Regions from separate parts of the Homo sapiens genome. Here all the other regions are linked to region 4. A link is an interaction called in ENCODE POLR2A ChIA-PET data of the cell type or tissue named here. Cell type or tissue: CD4-positive, alpha-beta T cell. All regions are shown on one strand.

The links. ChIA-PET counts read pairs that join two places held together with the same protein. Peaks named below come from ENCODE experiments on the same cell type or tissue, not always from the same donor. Only the 100,000 strongest peaks of a DNase experiment are listed, where the experiment ranks them.
Region 1: POLR2A ChIA-PET joins it to region 4 with 7 read pairs; 1 of 35 experiments calls an interaction of 5 or more read pairs at or near these places.
Region 2: POLR2A ChIA-PET joins it to region 4 with 6 read pairs; 1 of 35 experiments calls an interaction of 5 or more read pairs at or near these places.
Region 3: POLR2A ChIA-PET joins it to region 4 with 5 read pairs; 2 of 35 experiments call an interaction of 5 or more read pairs at or near these places.
Region 5: POLR2A ChIA-PET joins it to region 4 with 7 read pairs; 3 of 35 experiments call an interaction of 5 or more read pairs at or near these places.
Region 6: POLR2A ChIA-PET joins it to region 4 with 5 read pairs; 2 of 35 experiments call an interaction of 5 or more read pairs at or near these places.
Region 7: POLR2A ChIA-PET joins it to region 4 with 5 read pairs; 2 of 35 experiments call an interaction of 5 or more read pairs at or near these places.

Annotation. Positions count from the first base shown.
Region 1 is chr14:97,216,910-97,220,909 of GRCh38, reverse strand. No RefSeq gene overlaps it. Among named protein-coding and RNA genes, the nearest start is that of LINC02304, 64 kb to the right of the region's middle. In CD4-positive, alpha-beta T cell, no CTCF peak of the experiment used is centred here; a DNase peak (open chromatin) is centred at 2,009; H3K4me3 peaks cover 1,741 bases; H3K27me3 peaks cover 532 bases.
Region 2 is chr14:97,776,219-97,780,218 of GRCh38, reverse strand. All of the region lies in intron 3 of LOC105370651 (a long non-coding RNA gene), which reads right to left. Among named protein-coding and RNA genes, the nearest start is that of LINC02312, 15 kb to the right of the region's middle. In CD4-positive, alpha-beta T cell, a CTCF peak has its summit at 2,651; a DNase peak (open chromatin) is centred at 2,408.
Region 3 is chr14:96,960,311-96,964,310 of GRCh38, reverse strand. No RefSeq gene overlaps it. Among named protein-coding and RNA genes, the nearest start is that of LINC00618, 19 kb to the right of the region's middle. In CD4-positive, alpha-beta T cell, no CTCF peak of the experiment used is centred here; a DNase peak (open chromatin) is centred at 1,780; H3K4me3 peaks cover 464 bases; H3K27ac peaks cover 2,631 bases.
Region 4 is chr14:97,600,914-97,604,913 of GRCh38, reverse strand. No RefSeq gene overlaps it. Among named protein-coding and RNA genes, the nearest start is that of LINC02291, 84 kb to the left of the region's middle. In CD4-positive, alpha-beta T cell, no CTCF peak of the experiment used is centred here; DNase peaks (open chromatin) are centred at 1,493 and 1,983; H3K4me3 peaks cover 1,555 bases; H3K27ac peaks cover 3,251 bases.
Region 5 is chr14:97,550,749-97,554,748 of GRCh38, reverse strand. All of the region lies in intron 3 of LINC02325 (long intergenic non-protein coding RNA 2325), which reads right to left. Among named protein-coding and RNA genes, the nearest start is that of LINC02325, 94 kb to the right of the region's middle. In CD4-positive, alpha-beta T cell, no CTCF peak of the experiment used is centred here; no DNase peak of the experiment used is centred here.
Region 6 is chr14:97,304,900-97,308,899 of GRCh38, reverse strand. No RefSeq gene overlaps it. Among named protein-coding and RNA genes, the nearest start is that of LINC02325, 150 kb to the left of the region's middle. RefSeq lists an enhancer at 2,327-2,396. In CD4-positive, alpha-beta T cell, no CTCF peak of the experiment used is centred here; no DNase peak of the experiment used is centred here.
Region 7 is chr14:97,786,838-97,790,837 of GRCh38, reverse strand. All of the region lies in intron 3 of LOC105370651 (a long non-coding RNA gene), which reads right to left. Among named protein-coding and RNA genes, the nearest start is that of LINC02312, 26 kb to the right of the region's middle. In CD4-positive, alpha-beta T cell, no CTCF peak of the experiment used is centred here; no DNase peak of the experiment used is centred here.

The DNA.
Region 1 (4,000 bases), 380 kb after region 4:
CTTGAGGTCAGGAGTTCAAGACCAGCCTGGCCAACATGGTGAAACCCCCTCTCTACTAAAAATGCAAAAATTAGCTGGGCGTGGTGGTGCATGTCTCTAATCCCAGCTACTTGGGAGGCTGAGGCAGGATGATCACTTGAACCTGGGAGGCGGAGGCTGCAGTAAGCCAAGATTGTGCCACTGCACTCCAGCCTGGGTGACAGAGCAAGACTCTGTCCCACAAAAAAAAAAAAAAAAAAAAAAAAAAAAAAAAAAAAAGTAAATTCTGCAAAGAACAGAACAAAGTTAAACTCTTCCACGAATAGAGTTGACTGGAACATCCCCTCTGCCAGGCACCAACAGGTTTCAGTTTTTCATTTTTTATCTGATTTAGGCTAATCAGTGAGATTCTTCATCCTCCCCCATTTACTGCACACTTAATCTTCATAATAGCAGTCCCTGCAGGTATCTCCTAAATTAGGGAACTTAGAGTTTGTCAAGATGTTTACAAATATGTGACCACCTTGCATCCTTGAAACGACCTGCAGCCAGGTATGTGTATTTTGTGTATTGTGTATGTAAAAGGCATATATTACTGTTTTTGGAGTCTTTTTCAATTTCACAGGAAAAGAAATTAAGGCGCAAAAAGTTAAGGAATTGGCCTAAAAAGTCACACTGCAGCTAGAGAATATCAATTCAGGATTTTTGACCCCAGGGAAAGAGTGAGCTTCTAATTACAGCAGGGAGAGGTTGGGGTTTGGGGAGATCCTATGGACGGACCAGAGGTAAAGTTTGAACTAAAGACCCTTAAAGCTCTTGCCACCCTAAGTTTTATAAGGATCTCAAGGGCCATTATTTTGCTTGGCTATGCCTCCTGGTCTTGCGGGCAGGTGGCAGGCACTGCTGAATAGTGGGAAGGGCAGGATCCTGGAATCACAGGAGGCCCTGCACAGTTCTGGAATTCCATAAAGAGAGTACAGCCTTATGATGCCCCGGGGTTGTAGAGATATGCATATATGTGCGCACACACACACACACACACACACACAGAGCCATAGCTAGGCGTGGTGGAAGAGTGCACTGGGGACCCAGGACACTGACTTTTCTCTCCAAGAGATGTTTGCCAGGGCGAGGCAGGCAAGAGCTCGCCCCTGTCCCCACCCACGCCTGGATCCAGACGAACGAGGGAGACCTTAATTCACTTTACCCCAAAATGAACCCGACCCCCAGTGACAGTGGGTGGAAAGGTAGGAAGCTGAGACAGCCGATGATTGCCCCTGGAGATAAGCAGAGGTAGTGGCACTGGCAGATCTTGATCTGGCGACCCGCTCCCTGGTCGTCTCCTCCGCGGCCAGGCGCATCCTGCAGCGCCCAGACCGCCGCGTCCCCACCCGCGTCCCCAACCGCGAGCGCTCGCCTGGGCCGGGCCGGGCGCCCGAGATTCGGGAGAGATTAGGGGCCCGCAAAGCAGAAGAGCAGATTCAGAAAGAAAAAAAAAAAAGCGAGAAGTGCGAGAAAAATATACTGAATTCAGCTAAACACACGGCAGATGAAAAAAATACCTTGCTCAGAAGCCAAAAACGAGCTCCCGAGCCGTGAGACACTGTTGCGCCCCCGCCAGGCGTGCAGGCCGGATGTTAGGGGGGCAACCTCGAGGCCCGATGGTGGCTTCGACCCCAGGGCGGACCTGCGCCTACCCTCAGCCCCTGCAACTGCGGGTCAGGAGAAAGGGACCTGCCATGGCGAAGAAAACCGAATCTTCTCCAATTAGGCTTCTCCTTAAAGAGAGAAAAAGTAGGTAGTTGGGCAACTTAATCCAATCTGGGACTCGGGACGTGTGCTTGGGCGCTTCCCGGGCAGCTGGCCGGAGCGTGTGGGTTCGGAGCTCCCAGCGCTGGCCCCGCGCTGCCCCTCGATGCCACCAGCAAACCCGCAGGGCGCCTTGGCGCAGGCTCGCGTTTGCAGAGCCGGCCTGGGAAGCGGAACTCCCTCCGGTCCCGATGACCAGGCCTCTTTAGGGTCCTGGCTCAGGCTGCCTTTGTGGGACAGAGCCTCATGAAGGGACACAGAAACAGAGACAGCCTCTGGGCGGCGCCCCCGGGATGTGGCGTTTCTGTGCCCCGGGGAGGGGGCACCACCCCTGCCTATGCGGAGCGATCCGGACGCTGCAGGGGTGACGCCGGGCAGCGCCCGCTCTGACCTCCCACGGCTTTTAGAATTATTAGTGTTGTTACTGTTGTAGTTAAATTCTTCACTACCACGAAGTGAGAGGAAAATTCCGAATCCAGTCGTCACTGGGGCCCTTCCCCCCACCCCCCCACCAGCCTTTCCTTTCGGACCCTCCTCCCCCAGGAAACCAGGAAAATGTTGAGGCTTCCGGTCCCCTTTCCCCCTCCGCCTCAGAGTTGCAAGGGCAAGGAGTTTTCTCGACATCACCAGCAGCAGGTGTTTGGAGAGGAGGGGGCCTAATGCAGGTCGCCACCCCCTCCCCTTTCGGATGCCACCAAAGCCTCCATAGCTAGGGCGCGTCCTTCTGGATCTTCTTTCAGTTTCCCCGGGCCCTGCAGACCAGGACAGCGACTTTCCAGCAATCCTGGAGCATTTTGCTTAAAAAAAAAAAAAAAAAAAAAAAAAAAAAGTGAGCTCGGTTGCTGCCGTAACATAAAAGCCCCCTTTGATTTACAAATAGATTCATACAACCGCAAGAGCTTGGATTTGTTTTGAGGTTCTTGGTACTTTTCTTTAATGACAGAATGCCAAACAGGTAAATCGAATAAAAAAAAACTTCTAACACGAATAGTGCCAGCAAATAAAATTGTGCAACTGACAGTAATTAAAAGATTTAGAATAAGTAAGTATGCATTGTGTATTTCAGGCAGATGACCACGTCCCAAGACACAATGTTCCATGTGGCAAGCACTGCCTTTCAGTCAGCACAGTGAGGGCATATCCCCATTTGATGAGCCGGCCAAAAGTCTAAGTAGAGACCCTCGGTGAACAGGAAGCCCGGAGGGGCTGACCTTCGTGACTCCCTCCACAGGCCCTGGGAAAAATATCAGAGGCCAGAATTCAACCCTCTCACTACAAAACGGTTAAACCAAGACTGTTGGGTCTTGACTAAGCCAGAGATTGACCCAATTCTCCGGACAGTTATGCAATCGTTTGCAGCACAAAAACGCAATGTCCTACCTGTGAGAGATATTCTTCTTCTCAGTCCCATTCTACAGATGGAAAAAACTGAGGCCAAGAAAGAGTAAGTGACCACACCAAGCACTTCTCCTAGGAAATGGCAGAACTGGAACACTACAGATAACGCAGCACCTCTTCTGAACCCACTGCAGATCTGAGAGATTGTGTCAATTCTTCCCATCCACTTGGGTTGGTTTTTCAGTTGGCTATCCTTCTGCCGAGATACCTGAATCCCAACCCTCATCCCTGTGGAATTTGAAAGTGGATTTTCTGAACCTTTGATTAAAATATACAGTTTTTAGTTTTGGGGTGGTTGAGTTTTTGGTGGTTTTTTTCGCTTGTTTCTTTTGGTTTTGTTGTTTTTGCTGTCTCATCTCCCCAAGAGAAAAACAGCTCCAGAACAGGAAGGACTCCCTCGAGAAGCACCTCGGAGGGATGGGGTTAAGCCAGCAGGTGTGCCGGTCTTGGCATTCAAGGCAAGCCAAAGTACTGGATCTGACGGGTTTTATTGTTTTAAGAGGTACAAGTTCACAGCTTCCTGAATGGAAGTCTCTTCATTTCTTGGAGCCAAGCTTAAATGCCTTTAAAATCTTGGCCTGCCGTTATCCTGTAGCTGTTAATTAAGCTTTGAAAACTTTACATTATGTTTACAGTGCACTGTGCGAATTGCAAAATAAATTAGAACCCGAGGCAAAGAAATTGGAGTTTTCAATAAATGGAACAAAAACCGGAGAGAGTCGCTTTTTAGATAATGTGAGACTCGCTATTTCTCACTCTGATATTTCTTTCTAAGGGGGAAAATGGACTTTGAAAAAATAAACTTTTGCTTCAA
Region 2 (4,000 bases), 180 kb before region 4:
AAATTGGCATATCCTCGGACCTAACAAGTTTACCCTTAGGACTATATCTGAAAGAAATAGTTGGATGAACTCTGTGTGTAGAAGAGTGTTCACCATAGCAGTATGTATTCTGGGTAGCATCCTGAAGCAACTAGAATTCCTGATAATTAGCGACTGTTTAAAAAGATATATTGCATCCCTCTAACGGAAGAGTTTATAGCTGTTAAGTATCAGGTTTTAGAAGACTATTGAGTGAACAAAGAAAGCACTCACAAAAACAGGCTATAATATAACATAGCCTATATGATTCCAATTTTGAGAAAATAAACATGTTGTGTCCCTGTCAGTAGCTGGAGTTGCATGAAAATGTAATAGCGATTATTTCTGCTGCCATTCAAAACACGCTTCATTTTGTAATTTACATTTTTATATTTGTTTTTCAAATTTTGCCCATGAGTATATTTTTCTCTTAAATGTCAGCGAGAAAAAGATAATAAATTTTGAAAAGAGAAAATAAATGTTCTCTAAAACATGCTAAATTTAAAACAAACTGGGAAATAATGTTTGCGACATAAAGACAAGATTTTAATATCTTTAATCTAGAAAGATATTTTATAAATTAAGAAAAAATAACTCCAGTATGAATTCACAGAAAGAAAGCAAACAGAAAACATATTCACACACAAAAATTCACAACTGAAACCATGTTCAAGTACCTAATAAATATGTAAAAAGTATTTATCTTTGCTAGTGATCCAATAGACACAGATGAAACAAAATATAAGGTAGTATTTTTTAGCCATTAAATTATCAATCTTTGAATGATACTAATCAGAGTTGCTGATGACAGATGACTCAGCTCCTCACACCGAGGTGGTTAGCGTCTAAATTTGTTCATTCTTTTTATAGAAAGCAATTTGTATTTGCCGTGACACATGACATCACCAGTACCGAAACTTTGCCCTAATAACTCCATCTCTACAAATGTTTCCTAAGGAAATAAGAGTACTTAAAGATGTTTACAAGGATGCTTATTTCAGCTTTATTTAAAATATTTGTTTGTAAATGTGGAAACAATATGTGTTTAGCAAACGAGAAGTGGGAAAATAAGTTGTGATGTGCAGATAGAATTAGGGTAGAAGATTATATATAGTCATAGGTTAGAAGATTATATAGACATCAAATTATATTTTGAAACATTTTTAATGATATATAAACATGCTTTATGAGCAAGTGAGAATAGCATGATGCCAACTGTCTCTCTACGTTCCAATTTAGTAAAGTGTCAACGCACACACATAAAATCACTGGAGGGAGATCGGCAGTGGGTGATACCGGTTGCTGATGTTATGAGTAGCTTATTCCTATGTCCCCTAGATGGCCGATAATCCAAAAGAAGCAAATCAATATTGAAAACCACAGACCAAAAAACAAAACAAAACAAAATGGCGGGGAAGAGGAGGCAGAAGAGAAGAAGAAAGAGAAGGAAGAGGAAGAAGAAAAAGAAATCCCAGGACTCTACCTGGTCCTCACTGAAGAACTTTTTTGCATGTATTTGAAGAACACACATGCAGTATTGCATTACATCTGGTACCTGCCATCAGGCTCTGGCCTCATTTCTTTCCATTCACCTGTAAGTACCAGTTGACTCAGTTCTGCATGTCATGGTAAATATTCCAAGTTAACACTTGACATTCTGAAGTGCTGTACGAATCTAGGCCCTGTTGCTATCTCCTCTCAGTAGCACTTTTGTCAAACATTGTCACTGAAGGTGACTCTGGGGAATAGATTTTTCTTGCTCCTTTATCACTAAACTTGCTTCCTCCTTTTGGGAACATGAAACAGGTGGAATTTATAGTGTAACCATTATAGTTCTTAAAAGAGATTCTGAGAGCTTCTCAGAATCTCAGCTCAGCATTGGAGGCACCTGAGGAATTTTAGGACCTACTGATGCCGAGTTAAACCCCAGATCTCTTGCTGTGAGGCCGAGGCATTGGCAGTCAAAGGTGCCCAAGTGATTCTCATGTGCAGAGAAGGCTGAGAACTGCTCTGTTTTTTACCGGCACGTGTTTTCTTTCAAAAGAATGTCTGTTGCAAGGGAAGGGACCTACCACAAACCCAACACTCTACATGCTCACACCGACTATTCATTGTCATATTTGATTTGTATAATCACCCCTTAAGGTAAAAGCTCTGAACTTCCTTTCCAGTTGAGGGAATACACTCAGAGAAATTAGGGTTTCCTGAACTCAGGCAGCATGAGGCATGAAAAGGAAAGACAAGAATAACAAAATGTCCTGGGTTTGACTCTTGTCAAAGCTGTGGAGTGGTGGGCAAGTCCTCTTAGCATCATGCTCAGTGATCTCTGATGTTCTTTACTGATAGCCCAGTGACTCTCCACTGGGGGCAATCGTGCCCCAGGAGACATTTTGATTGGCGCTACTGGAGGAGGAAAGTGCAACTGACATCTAGTGGGTAGAGGCAAGAGATGTTGCTGGGCATCCTATAATACATGGGACAGTCCCCACGGCAAAGGATTATCCAACCCAAAAAGTCGACAGAGCCAAGGCTGAGAAGCTGGCTTTAGCTGCAAGTTATGAAGATGAATTGAGATGCATTTCCTTAATGTGTTTAGACCGGACGAGTCCCTCGCTTGGCAAAGACCTGAGAAATGCAATGATCTCTAGTCCCCTTTTCTGTCTCTTCTCAGGGCACTCGAGTCTAAGCCAGGAAGGAAAATCTTCCCAGCCTAAATTTGACAATGTGGAGGCCAATCTGGCATGAGACAGTTTATTTCTACACCCCCAGAGAGCAGTAAAGTCCCTCTCAAAAGCCAACCCAGACAAAACCAGTCCTTTCTGGCTCTTCTTTTTATCTGCCACACTTATCTAGGGCTCAGCTCAGGGAAACCTCCCCCAGCTGGAGACTAACTTTAAGGGCAGGTCCCGGCTCCCACAGCCTTGCAGGCACCGTGAGAACCTCAGTCTCCCCAGAGGAAGAAGCCATGGGCTGAAGAGACAGCTGCACTTATCACTTCCTCCCATCGCTCAGTCCGTTGGGCTGTTCTCCAAAGTAGGCCAAACTGCTCTGGGTCTTGTTAGGGAAGAGACCCAGAAACCAGCAGGACAGGAAAAGGCAGCTCTGCTGGTCTCTGAGAGCTGAGAGTGAGACAGCCCCAGGACAGCCCACAGCCCTGGAGAAGAGAGCCCTGTGGCTGGCAGTGTGGCTGGAGAAATGTCCAGGGGCCTGGATTCTGAGTCACTGAAATAAAAAGAGGGCTTTAGATGTCAGAGGACTGTACTAGGTGTCCTAGCAGTTGGTGGACCCATTCAAGCTTTTACTGAGCCTTTGAGGAGGGAAGTAATTTCAGATATCTGAAATTACCCAGTCCCCTGTGTGATCCTGCTTCAACTGTGAGGTGTTTAAAAAAAAAAAAGATTCAATGACACTCGTGAAAGCACAGTAGGTGGCCCATGCTTAGGACCATCACAATAAGCACGAGGACCCCTGCAATGAGATTTTTAGTCAGGGACAGAGATTGGGCTCAGCTCTAAATACAGCATGAGCCAATGAGAATTTATGGCCAAGGAGCAGGGCAGGGTCAGTGGATGCAGAGGTACTAAGATAAAACGTCAGCGGGGAGGATTCTGGCCAAAGCAACCCACTCATGTAGATGTCCATTCACCCCGTAGACTCTCATGCCTCATGCGTTTTTCAAATGTTGATGATCAATGTGATGTATGCAGGATTCTCACTAAAGACAAGCCAGGGTGATCAGGCAACACCCAGGGGATGATGGAAGATGAGGAACTTGATCAGAGGTTGAGGATGATCAGATATCAAGGGTGATGGGTTCTTGCTAACCTGACTTAGCAGGGTTCTTTGATAAAACTGGATTTTACAAGGAAGTACAGAGATGGGCTTAAGAGAAGGTCCAAAAGCTTGACTGAAGTTTGGACTAGCAGAACATATTTGTCAGAGGCCACCCTTGCCATGGGGCCCATGGTGATACTTTCTCCCT
Region 3 (4,000 bases), 640 kb after region 4:
CTGCTGAGCATGTATTATTACTTAAAACCTGGCATCTAAGTGGGAATAACTGAGTTCCCGTCATCATTAGGCCGATTAGCGCCATGATAAACCCTCACAGATCATAAGGCAAAATTACAAAACATCACTTCTGGAGCTCTGAGTCGGCTGAAGGAGCTCCCGGCTGCCTGCATTTTCAAACACCTCCTTTCTGAATTCAGGCCCCCAAATACCCTGATGTCTTGACAGAACCATTTCACTGTGTAGGCAAATTGTCACCTTTTACACCAGGGCATCTGTCATTTTTATACTCAATGCTGCCTCTCCTTCCTCCTTGCTTGCCTGCTCTCTCTCTCTCTCTCTGTCTGTCTGTCTATCTCCCTCTCTCTTTCTCTGCCCCCAGTCTTGGTACAAACCCCTTGGGAAGCCAGCACCCTATCCAGGAATGGACTCATATATCTCCTGCATTATACTTACACAAAAAGAAAAAACCCTCGACAAGTCAGAAATGATGTATCTCCAACATCATTCATCTCCAGATTTTATTTTTATGCAGAACTCAGAGCAGCTTGTCTTGCATTCTCTCACATTCCCTGAGATTAATTCTCACTATGGGACTGTGATAGGATTGTGAGGGTGAGAAGACATCCAAGCTCAACAGGAAATAAAATGCAACTCAGTAACTCCATCTTCAGCCACTCAGACCAATTCCTGAGGGGATGTTCCTGGAGTAGCCATCCTTCTCTTCAGGTGGAATACTCCCCCAGAAAGAGAGAGGCAGGGGAGTCCATCATCTACATATTCATCAATCCTCCATTGGACATTTGACCAATGAGTAAAATTGAACAGCTACTAAGTGCCTAGCACTGGAGGGTCACAGTAGGATATAAGTGACCAGAGAGAAAGACTTAATATTCATAGCAAACTCTACCACTTAAAAGCTGTATGACTGTCTTACTCTATTTTCTGCTGCTATAACAGAATACCACAGACTGGGTAATTTATAAAGAAACAAATTTTATTTGGCTTGTGGTTCTGGAGACTGAGAAGTCCAAGAGCATGTCACTGGCATCTGGTGAGGGTCATCCCATTGCAGAAGGGCAGAAGACAAGCTCAAGGGCAAGACAGAGACAGAAAGGGAGCCAAACTTATCAGGACTTCTGCAATAACTTCTGCAATAACTAACCTACTCCCTAGATAATCCATTCATGAGGGCACAGCCCCCTTGGCCCGATCACCTCTTAAAGGCCTCACCTCCTAATACCATTATAATGGCAATTCATATTAACATGAGTTTTGGCGGAGACATTCAAATCACAGCAGTGACCTTGAGCTATTACTTAATGTCTCTGAGCTGCAATGTCCTCAACTGCGAAAAGGGGACAGAGTGTGGCAAGAATTACATGGCATAAGTATTAAAACCTCATCACAGTACCAAGCACATGATAGGTAATTTGCATTTTTATTATTGGGCTAAAAAATAAATTAGGCTAGTCTCTGCCTATCCTCAGGAAGGGTGGAGTCCAGGTGGGTGTCACAGGGAAACCAGTACCAAAAAACATGATACAAGAAATTAGCAAATAATTGTAAGCAAAGATGAATCACCCTGACTTTAGAAAGTATCAGTGGGGATTGAAGTAATCAGTGAAGTGACAGACACACCAAGATATCATCTCTTATTCAAACCCTACCCTTCAGAGCTCTCTGCTCTGAGACACTGGGTTAGGCTCTGGAAGCTGCATTTTTGTTTTCTCTGCTGCTCCCTGGTAGGCTTGCAGAAAAAATGAACTTGCACTTCCTGTTCTTCTGTCCTTCCTGTTTTGCTTCTTCACTCCAGCAGCAGCAGTTCCTTCCTGCAGCCGGAACTGAATCTAGTTTGAATGTTTTCAGTACCTATCAGACCAGCTTTCCTGTGCACCACGCTAGGGAGACCAAGTTTTAGTGCTGAAAGTTCCATACCCTAGGAATTCCCTCCATCCCAAGGCAAACCAGAATGGTTGGTCACCCTTCTCATCTCAGAGACACCAGAACCAGCCAAGCAGTGCCCGCTCCTCAGAGGTCTGGGTTCAAGCTCCACAGGCTCTGCTGTGCTTTCTAAGTTCTAGCAATTCTACCTGCTTCCTTTGTCCCCAGCCCTGGGAGGGTGTTAGGCCATTTTCTGCAAAAACAGAATACCACACACCGAGGAATTTATAAAGAAAAGAGGTTTATTTGGCTTATGATTCTGGAGCCTGGGAAGTCCAAGAGCATGTCACTGGCATCCAGCAAGGGTCATCCTATGGCAGAAGGGCAGAAGACAAGCTCAAACCCTGGGGCTGCTTCCTGCTCCCATGATACCTTAATGTGCTCTTTCTAAGGACCTGATTAACAATCTCATAAATAGTTAACACTTCTTTCTTACTAATTGTAGTAAAATATACATAACACAAAATGTACCACTTTAACCATTTTTAAGTGTATAGTTCAGTGGCATTAAGTACATTCACAGTACTGTACAACCATCAATACTCTCCATATCCAGAGCTTTTTGTTTGTTTGGTTTTTGAGTTTTTTGTTTTTTGTTTTTTTTGAGATGGAGTCTCACTCTGTTGCCCAGGCTGGAGTACAGTAGCACAATCTCAGCTCACTGCAACTTCTACCTCCCTGGTTCAAAAGATTCTCCTGCCTCAGCCTCCCAAGTAGCTCGGACTACAGATGTGTACTACCATGCCCGGCTAATTTTTTGTATTTTTAGTAGAGTTGGGGTTTCACCATCATGGCTAGGCTGGTCTCAAACTCCTGACCTACAGTGATCCACCTGCCTCGGCCTCCCAACGTGCTGGGATTACAGGCATGAGCCACCATGCCCGGCCAATCTTCAGAACTTTTTCATCTTGCAAAACTGAAACTCTGTACCCATTAAACAACAACTCTGTATTCCCTCTCCCCTACCCTGGCAATCACTGTTCTACTTTCTGTCTCTACAAGTTTGGCTGCTCTAGGAACCTCATATAAGGAATCATACAGTATCTGTCCTTTTGTGTCTAGATTATTTTTCTCGTATGTCTCCAAGCTTCATTCATGTCACAGCATGTGTCAGAATTTCCTTCCTTTTCAAGGAAAGAAATAATATTTCTGAATAATATCCCACTCTATGTATATAACACATTTTCTTTGTCCATTCATCCATTGATGGACCCTTGGGTTGATTCCACCTTTTGCCTGTTTTGAATAATGCTGCTATGAACATGGGTGTGCAAATATTGCTTTAACACCCTGCCTTCAATTATTTCGGATGTATACCAAGAAATGGAATTGCTGGTTCATCAGCTAATTCTATATTTAATTTTTTGAGGAACCACCATAATATCTTCCACAGAGGCTGCACCATTTTACATTCCTACCAGCAAGGTACAACGGCTCCAATTTCCCCACTTCCTTGCCAACATTTGTAACTTCCTGTTTTGCTGGTAATAGTTATTCTAATGGGTATGCAATAGACCACTACTTTATGTTAGATTTGCTCTGTTGGACTAACAGGCATGGCTCCATCTCCTGGTTGGGCCCTAGCTGATACAGAAGGCTTCTAGGAGGAGCTGCAATTGGAGCAAATCATTGGAGGATGAGGCACCTGATGGGTGCTGAGAGGGAGGGCATCAGGGCAGGACTAGACTGTTGAGGGGAAGGGCCAGAGAAGAGCAGGACTGGACCCTTGCCAGGTTGGGGTGAGGCCATGCAACTCACATAGCCAAGCTGGATTCTATTCTCTCAGCAACCTGTCCCTGAAGCTGAAGTAAGTGTCCTCTGACTGCAAATCCAGCAGTGTGCTCCCAGATCAACACTTCTCTAAGCATCTAAGGAGCAGACCTAGGAAGCCTCTAATGAAGTATGTGGCCCGCTAAACAAATGCAAAAACTGAGGCCTACAGGGAGGCAGTAACTCAGCCAAAACACCCTGTGAGAACTCAGCCTTCTTGATTCACTCCATCTCATAGCACTGGTCTCAGTCTTTCTCCTACATACCACCCTCTGTGTAGAGGAAA
Region 4 (4,000 bases):
CAACTTTGGCCTCAACACTGTCTCTACACAGAGTGGTGTTCAAGATGAGCAGAGCCCTGCTACCTCCTGTTTCTCAGTGAAACCACACTAAGGGCCCAACTCATTGCTGCAGCAAGACCAGTTTTTCCCCAAGACTCACTGTACTAGGGTGAAAAGCAGAGACTCCCCTTGGACTTACCTTGGCCAACTTTTTCCTTCTGCATGTATGTGAGGTGCTTCTTGAAAACAAGCCAATGACATTCATTCTCCTCACTTCATCACAAGAGGGTGGCACAGCCTAGGAGTTCCAAGTTCTGGGGAGACCCTATAGCTATGGTAGGGAAATGAGTATAGGGACTCTGAGCTGTAGAGGGACCTATGTGCTCAGAATTCTCACTCCTGATGCAGTGTTATTATCCACTGTGCCAATGTCCCATGCTTTGTCCAGTGGCAGCCCCTTCCCAGGAGCAAAGGGAGGAGGCCACTGCAATGATACCAGTGCTCAGACAGAAACTTACACATATTCCAGGTTGGTTATTCTCTGGATGATGAGATAAAAGAAGAGGAATCAGAACTTCTGCACCAAAAGAGGCTCTGGCCAGACTTTAGGGCCAAAATTTTAAAATCTTTTTCTCACTTGCCTCGCCATGTGACCCTGCAAGTCACTTCAGCTCTACAAGCCTCAGTTTCCTAAATCTTAAAAGAGATTCCTAGTGACTACTTTATAGAATTGTTCTTTCGATTTAACTATTTAGATGGAGTGGTTACAACACCTCTCATATCCGTTTAGCTTGTTACCCACCATTGTTAATAGCTCTTGCCACACCCAATGGTATGCGCTTCCCCTAACCCAAGTGAAATTAATGATTGCTGGCCAGAGCTCTGCTATTTCCAATCCAACTGACATTACAAATGCCTCTGGCAGAACATCCTTCTTCCTCTTTCCTGTTGCTAAATCCAGATTATTCCCTTTATGGACCAACATCCATGCCCCCTCTTCCAGGAAGCCTTTTCTGAATACCCCAGCCTGGGCTAAGGGAGGCTACTCTGGAATCCCTTAACAACTCCGTTGCAGCACTTTTTACATTGTGTCCCATCTAGTAGCTAACTTATCTGCTCTTACTTGACTACGACCATTTTACAGACAGGGATTACAGTGTATTAAGTGCTGCATCTTGAGCATCCAGCGCCATGCATGAATGTAGTAGGCACTCTACAAATACTTAGCGAGTTAGTGAATTAATAAACGAATGAGTGAGATGCTAAGATGATGCATTCTTGGAGTGAGAGGAAAAGGGGCCAGCTGAGCAAACTCTCTGAGCTCCAAATCTTGGGCAATTCATTTGGCTACTGCATCTAGATGAGCTTATCTGTAAAGGAGAAAATGATGCTGACCTAATTTGTATTGCCACAGTCCTTTAGAACAACTAGTAATTGATCTGAAAGATTGAAGTCCCTTGCACTGTCCTTTCAGCCCTGTAGTCGGGCAGGTCCCTGTAGGGTGGGACTGGGTGCCACTATCACTACTCTCGGTTGCGGCACAGATGACATCAGCCTCCACTAGTAGAAAGCCAGCACCTTCTGCTCTATCCATACCCCCTCATCATTTTTATCTGTATCTTTAAGTCAACCTTTGGGGAGCTGATTGCAAAGTTGGAAGTAGGTTTCAGGGTCACTAGATATTCATGGCAATGGATACTCATAAAGCAAAAAGAAAGAAATAGTTAGAGACCCTTTTAATCTGCCTCTCACTGACATTTCTTTGCTGAAAAGTTCTGCAGGTATAGGCTAGGGCACTAGAATTTAGGTCAATGACATTCATGCTGCCTCTTAGAAAAAAATCTTTCTGCAGCAAGTGCACGATTTCCTGTTATGACTGCAGATCCCGCCGGCAGCACCAGTGTAGTGACTGTAGAGGCGTCCATCCTGTTTGTTTATAATTCTTAACAATGGGCTTTTGGGGAAGGAGGGCCCGAAGCAGCAAGCTCTGATGAGCTGCACAGAGGATGTGATGCCACCTGAATAATGCATGCCCACTTTGTGTGTGTACCCGACATGGGCCCGAATGCAGGGGAAAGCCAAAGGCTTTGAAGCACCTGCTCTGAGCAGCTCCGATGACAGCCCAAGAGTCCAGATAAGATCTGAGCTCTCCTTCCTCCCCACCACCCCACCCCCTATGCCGCTCCCATTTCCCTTTTGGCATTTAAAATAAGCTCTGAGACTAAGCCACCCCCGAGAGATCCTGTCAGAGATGCCGCTTTTGTGTTGCTCATATTCCTTCCTGGCCCCACCCTAGTGTAGGACCTTCTCATAACTTGTGCAGGGATAGCAGTGGCAGCCTTCCACATGACTGTCTGATCAGTCCCCATCTGGCCCCCTCCAAGCCACTCTCCACAAGGAGGCAGCCAGAAGGATCTTTCTAACAATAAAATGGTCACTTGGGCGGATGCAGCCCCAAAGGCACACGGCTTAGATTTCAGATCATACTCATTCCCCACATGAGAGTGCTACTCTCCTGCCGAATACCCTTCAGGTATTGCCTTCATCATTTGCAAATCATGTTCAAGATTTCTGGCATGGCACAGAAAGCCTTCCGCGATCTGACTCCTACTCCCCCCTCTCATCCTCTTCTCATCCCCTGTCTTTTCAGGTCCACAGTGCTCCAGTTGGCCGAGGCTCTGGTTCCCAAAACAAGATGTCCCTCCTGTCTCACTTGGATCCTCACACCTGTGTATCCTGGCATTTCTTGTCCTTTCTATCTGTCATTCCTAGTAGGAACCTCAACCACATCATAAAACAGTGGTCAACATTCAGTGTCGATCAGTCTATTCAAGGTACATTATATGCATTCCTTGATTTAACCCTCAAAGCAACACTGTGGGGTATGCATAGTTCTTATCTCCATCATGTGGAAGAAGTCACTGAGGCTCAAGGTAATAAAATGACTCCTCCAAGGTCAAACAGCTACAAAGTTGGCAGAGGGCTCAAACTCAAGGTCACTATTAACCACAGTATCACATGGAGACTTACATGACATGGCGTACCATCTATTGCTTACCTATTCTTAGACTGGCCGAACTCCAATTACTCTGAAATGCCATTTTTAAGGTACTAATGTATTCAAAGTCCACCCTCCCTACTTTAAAAGCTGCACTTTCTGCTCCCTTGCCAAAGCTGGAATTTCATCCTCACCATGGATGAAATTCACCTCAACAAAACTTGGACCTCTTTTAAACCTTCATTTCTCCATGAAGTCTTTCAAAATGCCTAAGATCCAAGTGATCTCTCTTACCCACATTGACAGCATATTCATCAACGTTGGAATAATTCCCATCATCAGCTACACATATGTCTGCTTTTTAACTATATTATAAATATACATAAAATTCTTTTTTATAAATGATTGAATTCATACACAAATTCTTCTAAAATATATATAAGGCACAAAAATTAAAAATACAAGAAAACACCTGTGTAACCCAATTTAAGAATTAGAACCTTATGCTCCTCCCTCCCCCATCCTGGCTCCTTCCCTCGTCGTGTTTCCCACACTCTCATTTTCTTTATAGCTTCTCCATTTGTTTGTATTCCTGAAAATTATTGTTTGCAGTGTTGCATGTTTCTAAACCTTATATAAATGGAATCATGCTGAACGAATTCTCTTGACAATGTGCGCTATTTTGCAGTTGTTGTTGCCTGTTTGTTTTGGATTTGGGGCTCCATATTATGTTTCTGAGATTTGCCTGTGTTGTTATATGTACCTGTGCTTCATTTATTTTCATAGCTGAACAATATTCTTTTGTGTGACTATGTCAGAATGTACCTAAATATTCTATTACTCGTGTACATTTGGGCTGTTTCCAGTGTTTTACTACAACAAACTTCTCTGGACTCATTCTTCTCCCTGTCTCCAGATGTACATGTAGAGGAGATTCTCTAGGGGTGTACACCTAAGCAGGGAAATGCTGAGACAGAAGATCTGTGCATTTTCAATGTTATTAGATAATGGCATATTGTTATC
Region 5 (4,000 bases), 50 kb after region 4:
AGAGATCTATAATGGTGCAGTAAAATATACTCACCAGTAAATGATACCTTCATGGCAAAAGCTACTATAAGCTAGGTCACACAATTTTTGTCTGGCATGACAGGCTCAACGAAATGAAGTTTGAAAGCAGAGTTTCATGCATATGCCTCGTAACAGATGGGTAGCGACCTAAGGCAGAGACCCACATTTGGTGGTCACTAGTGTAAGGGTCTTTCTGTGGGACTGTAGAAAAATGAGGCTTTCCAGGAAAGATGCGTGGGGTTCCAAGAAACAGGAAAGGCTTTCGAGTCAGACAGCCACAGGTAGCAACACTGGCCCCAGGTTACCCTCTCACTAGCCTTGGACAAAGTACTCAGCCTTCCCGACTCCCAATTTTTACTCATCTGTAAAGTGAGATAATAGCAAGTACTTCAAGGGAAATGGATTGCACAGTGCCTAACACAGGACAGACATCATCACCTGCTCTCATTGTGAGCACTGTACGTGGGAAGCCCTTGGTCCTGGTGTTCTAATGGCGAGTCTCTCACTTGTCTCCCTCCCTGGATAGAGTGGGTCTTCCCAGAGCTAGGTGGTTATCAGCAGACAACACTGGCACAGGGCTGACACATTAGCAGCACCCAAGTCAGTCGGTTGATAGAAGAAAGAAAAGCTGCCAGGGTATATGCCCCATCCATCTGTGGGTCTCCATCTCTGCTGCTACCAAACCTGTCCAAACCCCATCATCTGTCTTATAGGCTCTGGCATCAGATGTCTACTTGGTGTATAGCTTCCCATCCCACCTCTTTAGAACCTGCCCTCCATACCCTATCTAAAGAGCTCCTTGAAAAAAAAAAAATCCCTCCAAGTACATTATTGCCCTACTAAAGCCAGGGCATGATTTCCCAGTGTGGATGGACTAAAATCCAAACTCCTCACTGTGGTCTAGAGGGCCTGACACACCCTGGTCCTCCCCTATGTCTCTGATCTTATTTCACACTCTTCTCTTCCTCACTTACTCTCTCCCCACTAAATTTCTTTGTTCCTTAAACACAACCCATTCGTTTCTTCCTCGGGGTCTTTGCACCTCTCTTCCTTCTGCTTGGAATGCTCATCTTCCTGAGTTTCCCATGTTTGCACCCTTCTCATTTGACAGCTCTCAGCTTCACTGTCACCTCTTCCAAGACAGAGGCTTTCCCTGAGCATCCTACAGGTCCAGCATCCCCATAGCCAGGTTCTCTCTATGTTTTCACAGCATTTGTCACTTTTTGAAGTAACCTCATTTGGCCCTTGCCTACTTGCTTCTTTGCCGCCCCCCGGGCTGGATTGATGGGTTCATTGCCACCAGTATCCTCTAGCACCGCATGGGCGTGGTCCACTAACCAGCAATATCTGCCTGGGCCCTGGAGTTTGATAAGAATGTTGCATATTGTAATCCCCACCCTACCAAATCAGAATCTGTATCTTCTTATCCCTGGGAGCTCACATGCACTTCATAGTTTGCAAATCAATGTCCTAACCTGGCACCTTGAAAACAGGTGATCAATAAACACATACTGAATGAATGAATGGTGTCACTTTGCATTTGAGACAAAGATACGAATGTTAAATATCCCATGTCAGTAAATTTTATGGTGAGACTTCTGGGCCTACAGAAATTTAGTTCACATAATGAATAAAAAGAATTCTCCCAGTAATATAAATGCATCGGTCATTGATCATTGACTATGTTGAAAAACCAAACCAAAGACCCTCTGAAGTGTCTAGAAGTCTGTGGTTTCATAACAGACATGTGCAGTGTCCTATTATCATGGAAAGGCTTATCATTGCTCCTGGAAGACTTATTCCTTCTTCTGATGCAATTTTAAATATTATGTACACTGCTCTAATTGGTAATTATTGGAAGCTGAACAGTATTCAGTTATGACCATACCAGCAACGTAACTAGGGGTTTTGATCTTTTTTTAACAAACACATTAGAGCAAAGGCTTCAGAATGTATGAAGTCCTTCAAATTACCTACCTTGGTTTAATATTAAGTCAAAAAAGCTGAATTAAACATGTGTCTTTCCTATGATTACTACTATGTAAAAGTGCTGCATGTGTATACGAAGGCTCTGGGAAGGACCATAGACCAAAAAAGACAACAGTTTGATTTTTAGAAGAGACTGTAGCTCAGTTGTTAATTCTTGTTCTTTTGCTTGCCACTGCTATTAAAAAATGCTTTTCAATAAATAAAGGTAAGAAGAAGTATATTACTAGAAATTACAGTGGTGATAAAACCGATGCATTAAACAGTTATACAAATGTTTGTCTGTTGGCGCAAGAGAAGCCAAAGCTTTTGAAGTTGCCTCACTGGGTTCAAATCCCAGTCCACCCCTTCCAGCTGGGTGACTGGAGCTACTTTTTATTAACCCTCCAAGACCTTGAAGCCTTACAGAATAAGGATAAAACACCCTCACTTGCAGACTTGTTTTTATATAAAGTTCTAAGCACGTAGTTGGGATTCAAAGCGTTGGTGCTCTTTTCTCTTTGCATGTAAAAGAACGCATAAGGTTCCTGCAAAATGTCTCAAAGACTTGCAACAAACAAGCCCTGCTCTGCTGGTATCTGCATATGCACTAGTGGCAGGCAGCAAGGAGGTATGAATAAAACTGTAGAAGTTGGAAGCCATTTCAAAGTTGTATTGAAGACCAATAAATATCTAAAAATAGTTTATGCATTCAAACACACTAAAGTAGTTGAAAGAACATACACTCCTTATAGTAGTGCCTATTTCCAGCCTTAATAATGCATTTTATTTTATATCACTTTATTTTATCTTATCTGTTTTTACTTATTTTGTTTTACTTCATTTTATTTTACTTTGTTTTCTTTTACAACTACGTCTGTATGTCCTACTCTGCCTTGGATGCTGTTCTCAGCACTTTACAAACACTAGCTCATCTATCCTCACAACAATCTCATAAGGTGCCACAATTATTGGCTCCATTTTACAAATAAAGAAACTAAAGGACAAAGAAGTAAGGTTGTCTGCAGAGTGCATTTGCTGTTGGCCCAAGATGGTTTTAGGCATTGTAATCATACAGTCTAATTTACTAGTTAGCTCAGAACAATGTAGAACACTTTTTAGAAGCTTAATCCACTCTGCAAGAAGATGGCACGTGCCACACAGGCTGTTCTTACAACAGCATCAGAGATTGCAGCAATTTTTTTTTTTTTTTTGAGACAGAATATTGTTGTTTCTCCCAGTTTGGTTTACAACGGCGCCATCTCAGCTCACTGCAACCTCCGCCTCCTGAGTTCAAGGAATTATCCTGCCTCAGCCTCCCTAGTAGCTGGGATTACAGGCACATGCCACCACGCCCAGCTAATTTTTGTATTGTTGGTAGGGACAGGGTTTCACCATGTTGGCCAGGCTGGTCTCAAACTCCTGACGTCAAGTGATCCGCCTGCCTCGGCCTCCCAAAGTGCTGGGATTACAGGCACGAGCCACTGTGCCCAGCCACTGCAGCAATTTTAAAGTGGAATTGAGCGTCTTTTTTGTCTTGTAGAAAAAGGACAACTAGCTGAAGAGATTAAAAAAAAAAAAAAGATGTTTGCCGTCTGATATACCACTTAACAATTTGCACCACTGGGCAAGCGGCTTCAATGCAGGAAAAAAGCACCAAGCCCAGAGACTGAAGAATAGTTGTGTGACTTAAATCATTTACACTGTCCGACTTTCAATTTCCTCATAATTAAACTGAAGGGTATGACCTTTACCTCCTGGGGGCTAAAGGAAATTAAGCTTATAACAGCTCCTGACACACAGTAGGGACACACCAAAAATGCTGGTTGGATTCAAAATTAAAGCTGAAATGATCAATGCATGCACAATGGATATATGGAACAGAGATTTGTTTTCCTGGAATGGGACTCTGCCAACAAATTGAAAAACACACCACCAATCTGAGACATGCACGATATTCATGTTCTTGTGCTGTTTGGTCCTGAATTTTTTATCTCCCAAGAATAATGACCTC
Region 6 (4,000 bases), 300 kb after region 4:
CAGTGGGTCCACTGAGTCTTGCTCCTCTTCTCATCTTTAAAGGATGATCTCGGCCAAGCTTTCATGAAAGAGGCAGAGGGAATCAGTGAAACATCCTCAGAAAAATGACCCGAAAGCCTCCAGCAGAACTCCCTATTCAACAATTACAATCCCTCGCTCCCTAGGTTCTAGTCTTTGCTCACCACTCTACCCAAATGCTATTAATGAAACCCTTTCTCTGCTGGGCCTGGGAGCACCTTTCTCTCGGCAATTTTGGTTTTATAAAGAAACCTTTGATTAAGACTTTACCCCTGTGCCAGGTAATGAACCCAACTCTTTATGCATGCAACCTCACTCAAGTGCACCCTGTGTGCGTTATTTTGCACAGGGGTATAGAGCCATACTTTTAAGTAATTCTCAGTCATTCTGACCACAGTTGCTTTAAGTTCAGACTTCTGCTGCTCAGTGTGCACATGGTATTTCTCTAGCCCTGAATCTCTTGGTCCCCCTTTCCACTTTTCTACTAATCCTGAAGATGCTGCCATCAGGGAAACAGGGCTCTTTGCTCCTGGTCTCTGAGAAAGCCCCAGAGCCTCTGCCACTCTGCAGAGACTGCTGATATGTCTGACTTGGCAGGAAGATGGAGTTCTAGCTTGGACCTGAATAAAAGAGCTTTCCAGTGGGGCAGAAGCTATGGACTCAACAATGCTCCTTATGGATCTGTGAGACAGCTCTCGTGGACAGTGTCACAGCTTCACTGCTTAAGGCAATTGCAGGGGGTGCTGTGAGGGGTCAGGGGAATGGAAGGGTCGACATGCCGCTAGCATCCAGCCCAAAGGCATGCACACTGGGTCCTCAGAAAATGCTGCCAATGATGAGACAAAATGATGGCTGAGTGCTTATTTCTCTAGAACCTTCTGAATACATGGCAGTCCCAGCTTATGTGTGTGAGGTCACTGGGAATTCAATACCTGAACATGTTTCCTCCTTCCCTTTGACCACCAGAAAGCTTGAAACCTGTTTTGAGATCGTTCTCTACCAACTTTAGAGAAATACATGTTGAAAAACATGCATTTGTGGTAGCATTATTGCTCTGTTGATATCCTCTCTTCTTCCCCCGGCCCCCACCACGACGCTTCTCCAACCCAATGATTTGGGGCTTGGTCATGTGATTTGCTTTGGCTAATGGAATGTTAGAAGACATACCTTACATAGAGGCCTCTAGGATGTGAGTTAGTTTGGCATTTGAACTCATGCCAAGGGCCAGGAGAACATGCCCTTGGCCACTGGTCCAAGGAGAATGACAGACATGTGACAGTTCTGGACACACCTGAAGCTCAAAGCCAGGCCCAGTCAACCCAAAGCCTGATAACAAGGTAACAAGATCCCTCTCCGCATGCCAGCTGATCTACAAACCAAGGAATAAAACAAATAAATGCTTGGTGAGTGTCACCCACTGAGTTATGGGGTGGCTTGCTATGCAGCTTTATTGTGGCAACACCTAATCCAGAAACTGCTATCTCTGCCTTTCTTACTACACACTCCCATAGTCAGAGCTTTTTGAAGAATCACTGTTTCATTAATTTGTTTGTTTGTTCATTCATTCACTCACTAATTTAATAAATGCTCATTGAAAGTTTACAGCACCCGGCACTGTCCCAGGTGCCGAGGATGAAGCATGAAGAAGGCAGGCAGGGCCTGTTCTTCCAGCGCTTTCTCTCTAGTGGGTTTGCAAGTGGCATCAGCTTCTCTTCCAAGTGCTGCTGACACCTGTCCTCATGAATGTCTTCACTTTCTCATCTCAAATGATTCACTAGATGAGAAAAACAAGCTTTTATCTCACGTGGGTATGAGGAAGGGAGCAGTTCCTCCAGAAAGTCGTGAGAGACTCAGCAAGTCACAATTAAGAAGCGTTGGAAGCTCATTCATTTTGCAAAATAAAAAATCAGTACTGAACTCTGTTGACTTCTCTAAACCTCAGAGAATGAGCCATGGTTACATTCTAGATTCAAAACAATTTCAAGCTCTTTTGTATGAACAGATGACTCATCTAATACCAGAAAGGAAAGGCTAGGTTTATTTCCCAGAATAAAGCATGCAATCTACATTAAGGGCCAGGATTTCATTTGCTGTTGTTTCAAATATACAATTATTAAACATTACTTATAACTTATTAAAGTAGTTCTATCTACGGCATCAGAACCCACACTATAGCTGTTCCAGGCCTTAGGCTTCCACGTAAAGAATCATCTGAACTCTCCAAGATGCAGACCAGGTGTTCAGAGCATGCATGCTGAATAACGAAAGAAAGAATGGTTGACAGTTTCTGAACCCCCTCAGCTGGAAGACAGCAAGCCAGATATCCTCACAACAGATGGGTTTGGGCCAGCAACCCAAAACATATTTGTCAGAATACTTACTCCCCAAGGTGATAAAACAGAATTCTTGAGAAACTCTGAGCTAAGGGAAGTAAAATGGGATTCTCTGCTACAGGACTTATCAGAGGCTTTACTAGACTAACATGCACTGGAGTCCCCCAAAGGGGAACTCTGTGATGTGGTATCCAAATTCACCCAGCCTGGGAAGCTTTTTGCTCATGAAACATAAACTGGGCACTGCTGACTCAGAGCATCCATCCACACCAGCCTGTGTGCTTCTCAGACATCCCAGCATCCCCAGGTCTTCAAGAGTTTAGACAATACCAGAACCCCCTAACCAGCATGTCTATTAAACCCAACTACAATTAAAGGCAACTTGCAATAAAACCTAAAAAACAAAGACTTTCTCTAAAAAAAAAAAAACCTTCTGGATTGTCAAATGTCCTTCAGTAACCTCCACCATGGAACATACATTTTCTAAGCATGCCCCTAAATACACACATAAGGGCTTTGGTTATTTGAAAATAATGTTAAGATATATTTGTGCTTGCAATTGTGAGGTATATTTTTCCCTCCCTTTTTATATGGCAGATTTGGTTAAGGTATACCTATTCTTGTTTTTTAGTGGGTTTGAGTTTTCTATTTTCAAAAACAGCAGGTTAGTAAGAGCCAAGAGCTGTTAATTTTGCACTGGCTTGCCTTATGCACGTATGACATTCCAAAGTTGATGGCTCTTAAACACAGCCCTTCAGGTGACTTCTGTCACATCGAAAGCAGATTCAATTATGAGCTGTATGGTTCCAGTATATTTTGTTGTATTATAATTCTTTGAAAACTGGTAATTCATGCATGGCATATATGAGAACTCTCTATTAACCAGAGTATTTGATTAATGAGCCTGGTGTGTGCTTTCATCATGCTGAGTTACTGACTTTACTCCACCTGGGTGGATGCAATACCAAAACCCATTCAGTTTCCTTGTTTTGTTTTAAAGGATTATAACAGCACCGTACAACAGCAAGAACAAATACCATGGGACCTGGTGACAGAAAACGTGGGCTTCAGCCCAAGTTCTGCAACTGTATTTCCAGGATAATACCTAGTACCCAATAAATGTTCAATAAACTATTATTGGATGGAAGAGTAGATATATTGATACATTTATAAATGAAAAAATATTAGAAATGGAAGAAAGAAGACTTTCTGACTCCCCCTGTCTGTGTTCAGTGTCCCTGTTCTCTATTTTCTTAGGATCCTGTGCAGACCTCTAATAGCATTTGTGACATTACACTGTAAATGTCTTTATTTTTGGCTTCCTCATTGATTGGAGCTCCTTGAGGGAAGGGGCTTTGTTTTAGTCCTCTTTCTTTCTCTAGGATTTCATGGCTTCCAGCCCTTCAGTTAGCATCCGGTAAGTGGTAAGTATTTCTGTTTTCACAATGAACTTGCATTGCTTTAATACAATAAAAAGGAAGTAAAGTTTACATTAACAGTAATAAGAGAGAAGTCCTGATGTTGGGATCTGGGGTGAGAAGACTGGGCAGAGGAGCGTATCAGAGGAAGAGGTCATGGAGATGGCAGTCAAGCCCAAGTAGTAGAAAGAATGGTGTTGCAGTGGTCACAACCAGGGCCAAGGCAAGGGG
Region 7 (4,000 bases), 190 kb before region 4:
GGAGTTCGAGACTAGCCTGGCCAACATGGCAAAACCCTGTCTCTACTAAAAATACAAAAAATTAGCCAGGCGTGGTGGCAGGCGCCAGTAATCCCAGCTATTCAGGAGGCTGAGGCAGGAGAATTGCTTGAACCCGAGAGACAGAGGTTGCAGTGAGCCGAGACCATGCCACAGCACTCCAGCCTGGGCAACAGAGTGAGACTTGGTCTCAAAAAAAAAAAAAAAAAAAAAAAAAGATTTGACCTGACTTAACTCTTGTGAAGAGTGGACAAAGTGTTGCAAGATGAAGTGGGGAATGTTTGCTCTAGGAATAGGAAGGGTATGTGCAAAAGCATGTCAAGATTAGGAGAATCCAGGGTGTTTGGACGGGAGGGGCACAGAGTCAGAGGCTGACAGCATTTAGTGAGCCTGATCCAGGGTCCACAGGTGCCACTGAAGACCTGAGATATTTTGCTACAGGCGCTGTAGAGAATTTGTATCAGCTCTTCATTCTATCAAAACAGCAAAAACAGGGACAGTTTCCCCAGCCTCCAGAGAGAATGTTTTGTCTCTTTTCCTCCTCGAAGCTATTTTCCAATGGCCTCCTGCAGTAAGTCTTTGCTGATGCCCCTGCTAATGGTCCCATTTCTCTCTCCCAGTGCCCTGCTTGCCCTGTGCTTCTGGCAGCAGCACAGATGGCCTTGCAGGTCATGGACATGTCTGCCTCTCTTACTGGACACAGAGCCTCTTACGGGCTATGACATCCTGAATTTTCTTGTGCATAAACAATGCACAGGAAGCATACGCCGAATTGAATCACTGATTCTTAAGCCAGTGGTAGCATACACTGCCAAAATGTCCAAAGCCCTCTGATGGAGAGCTGTCTCTACAAGGAAGTTTTTCAGAGCCCTGGTAGGTGGTAAAAGTTGTGACTCTTTAGTCCAGCAGATTGGAGCTCAAATGCAAACTGTGGCATCTCTCTGCTACCTCCTTCTTCTGAGTCCCAATTTACCTGTTTCTTTCTGCCTGCTCCCCTAACCCAAAGCAGGTGGTAATGGTTCCCTTGTCCACCTCCATCCTATGGGACAGGCAGGAATTGCTCCTTCCAACTCATGAGAGCTGATTTTACTCTCTTTCCAACTTTGGGTACCCTGGTGGGAGTATTTACACCACATAAATTGGCAAAATATACATATCATGACTTGCTTTCCCCGGAGAGGTGGTTGTTGGACATTAACCAGCACTGCCTGTTGATCATGTGGCTCTGTTAATGCCCTCATGACAAACAATGAGATTGATCCGTTATAAAAATGACAATAATAATAATCTTGATTATACCTTACGTTTACATCATTTACACCATGCTTTAGAATTTGCAAAAAATTTTTACGTAAGTTTTACATAACCCCCATGAAACCAGGAAATGCATTTATCATGTTTATTTCTGGGGTACCATTTTTAGCACAGTCTCAGGCAGGCTGACTAGGTACAGTGTGGCAGGTTGTATAACCACACAAAGGTGTCCAGACAAGGAAGCAAGAAGGGAGTAAAATCTAGCTTGTCAAACCATACTGTACGGGGCAGTGTCTGCTCCGAGGTCTCATCTTTGTCTATGCTACCAAGGGCTAGGTGATCTACATGCCCCCTGGCACATGGAAGGTACTCATTAAACATTTATTGAGAGAAGGAATGGATACATTTGGGCTACACAAGTAGCCTGTGAATCTAGTTTTGTAAACTCCATTATACAGCAAAGGTATCTAGTTTACCCAAGATCACGTTCTAGTGTAAGAATTAGGAGCACGAACCCTGAAGCCAGAGGACACCCTACTCCCTGCCTCATTACTATGTGAAGAGGTAAGTATCTTAACCGCTCTCTGCCTCAGTTTCCTCATTTGTAAAGCAGGGATAGTAATCATATCAACTTCTTGGTGTCATTATGAAGATTACATGGCTTAATATATGTAGAATACATATAACCATGCTCTTATTGAGAAGTTATGTGTTAACTGGCAATTATTTATATGTAAGATGGTTCTAAACGCTAAGACGTGAGGGGTTACTGTGATTGTTTGAGTACCAATCAAGGAGGCACATTTTTCTGGGAACTTTATACATGAGAATGTCTAATCAAAAATGGTAGCATCAATTAGACATTCTTATGTCTTATGAGTAAGAAATCAGAGAGATATGTAAGTTGCTAAATATTGCAGAGCAAGTGAATATTTAAGCCTAAGCCTTTATCTGCCAGCATTCAGAGCCTATGCATAGTTTTTCTCTATTTTGGTGTTCCTGTTCCTACTCTACTGAAAAATAAGTCACTCTAGACAGCCTTACTTTCCAAGCAGCTAAGTATTTAACTCTTTGAGCACCAAAGTTTCTTATTTTTAGCCTTCATATATATATATATATAATAAAATATATATAAATAAATGTATATATTTATAAAATATATATAAATAAAATATATATTTATAAAATATATAAATAATATATATATATTTATAAATATATATAAATAAAATATATATATTTATAAATATATAAATAAAATATATATATTTATAAATATATAAATAAAATATATATATTTATAAATATATAAATAAAATATATATATTTATAAATATATAAATAAATATATATATTTATAAAATATATATAAATAAAATATATGTATTTATAAAATATATAAATAAAATATATGTATTTATAAAATATATAAATAAAATATATATATTTATAAAATATATATAAATAAAATATATATATTTATAAAATATATATAAATAAAATATATATATTTATAAAAAATATACATAAATAAAATATATATATTTATAAAAAATATACATAAATAAAATATATATTTTATAAAATATATACATAAAATATATATTTTATAAAATATATACATAAAATATATATTTTATAAAATATATACATAAAATATATATTTTATAAAATATATACATAAAATATATATTTTATAAAATATATACATAAAATATATATTTTATAAAATATATATAAATAAAATATATATTTTATAAAATATATATAAATAAAATATATATATATATTTTATAAAATATATATAAATAAAATATATATATATATTTTATTACACTTTAAGTTCTAGGGTACATGTGCACAACGTGAAGGTTTGTTACATATGTATACATGTGCCATTGTGGAAAACAGTGTGGCAATTCTTCAGGGATCTAGAACTAGAAATACCATTTGACCCAGCCATCCCATTATTGGGTATATACCCAAAGGAATATAAATCATGCTGCTATAAAGACACACGTATGTTTATTGTGGTACTACTCACAATAGCAAAGACTTGGAACCAACCCAAATGTCCAATAATGATAGACTGGATTAAGAAACTGTGGCACATATACACCATGGAATACTATTTTCAGCCTTCTTAAAAGTATATCTCTCTTAAAATACAGGCATACTTGAAGACATTGTGTATTCAGTTCCAGATCACTGCAATAACATGAATATCATGTTAAAGCCAGTCACCCAAGGTTTTTGGCCTCCCAGTGCCTGTAAAAGTTATGTTTACTCTATGCTGTAGTCTATTAAATGTGTACTAGCATTATGTCTAACAAGTATACATACCTTAATTAAAAATTACTTTGTTGCTAAACAAGTGCCAAGGATCATCTGAGCCTTCAGAAAATCACAATCTTTTTGCTGGTGGAGAGTCTGGCCTTCATGTTGATGGGTGCTGACTAATTAAGGTGTTGGTTGCTGAAGGATGGGGTGGCTGTGGCAACTACTTAAAATAACACAAAAATGTAATTTGCCACATTGATCAAGTCTTCCTTTTATAAAAGATTTTACTGTAACATGAGATGCTGTTTGACAGCATTTCACCCACAGTAGAACTTCTTTCAAAATCAAAGTTAATCTTCTCAAACCCTGCTGCTGCTTTATAAACTAGGTTAATATGATATTATCAATTATTTGTTGTCATCCAACAATGTTCACAGCATCCTCACCG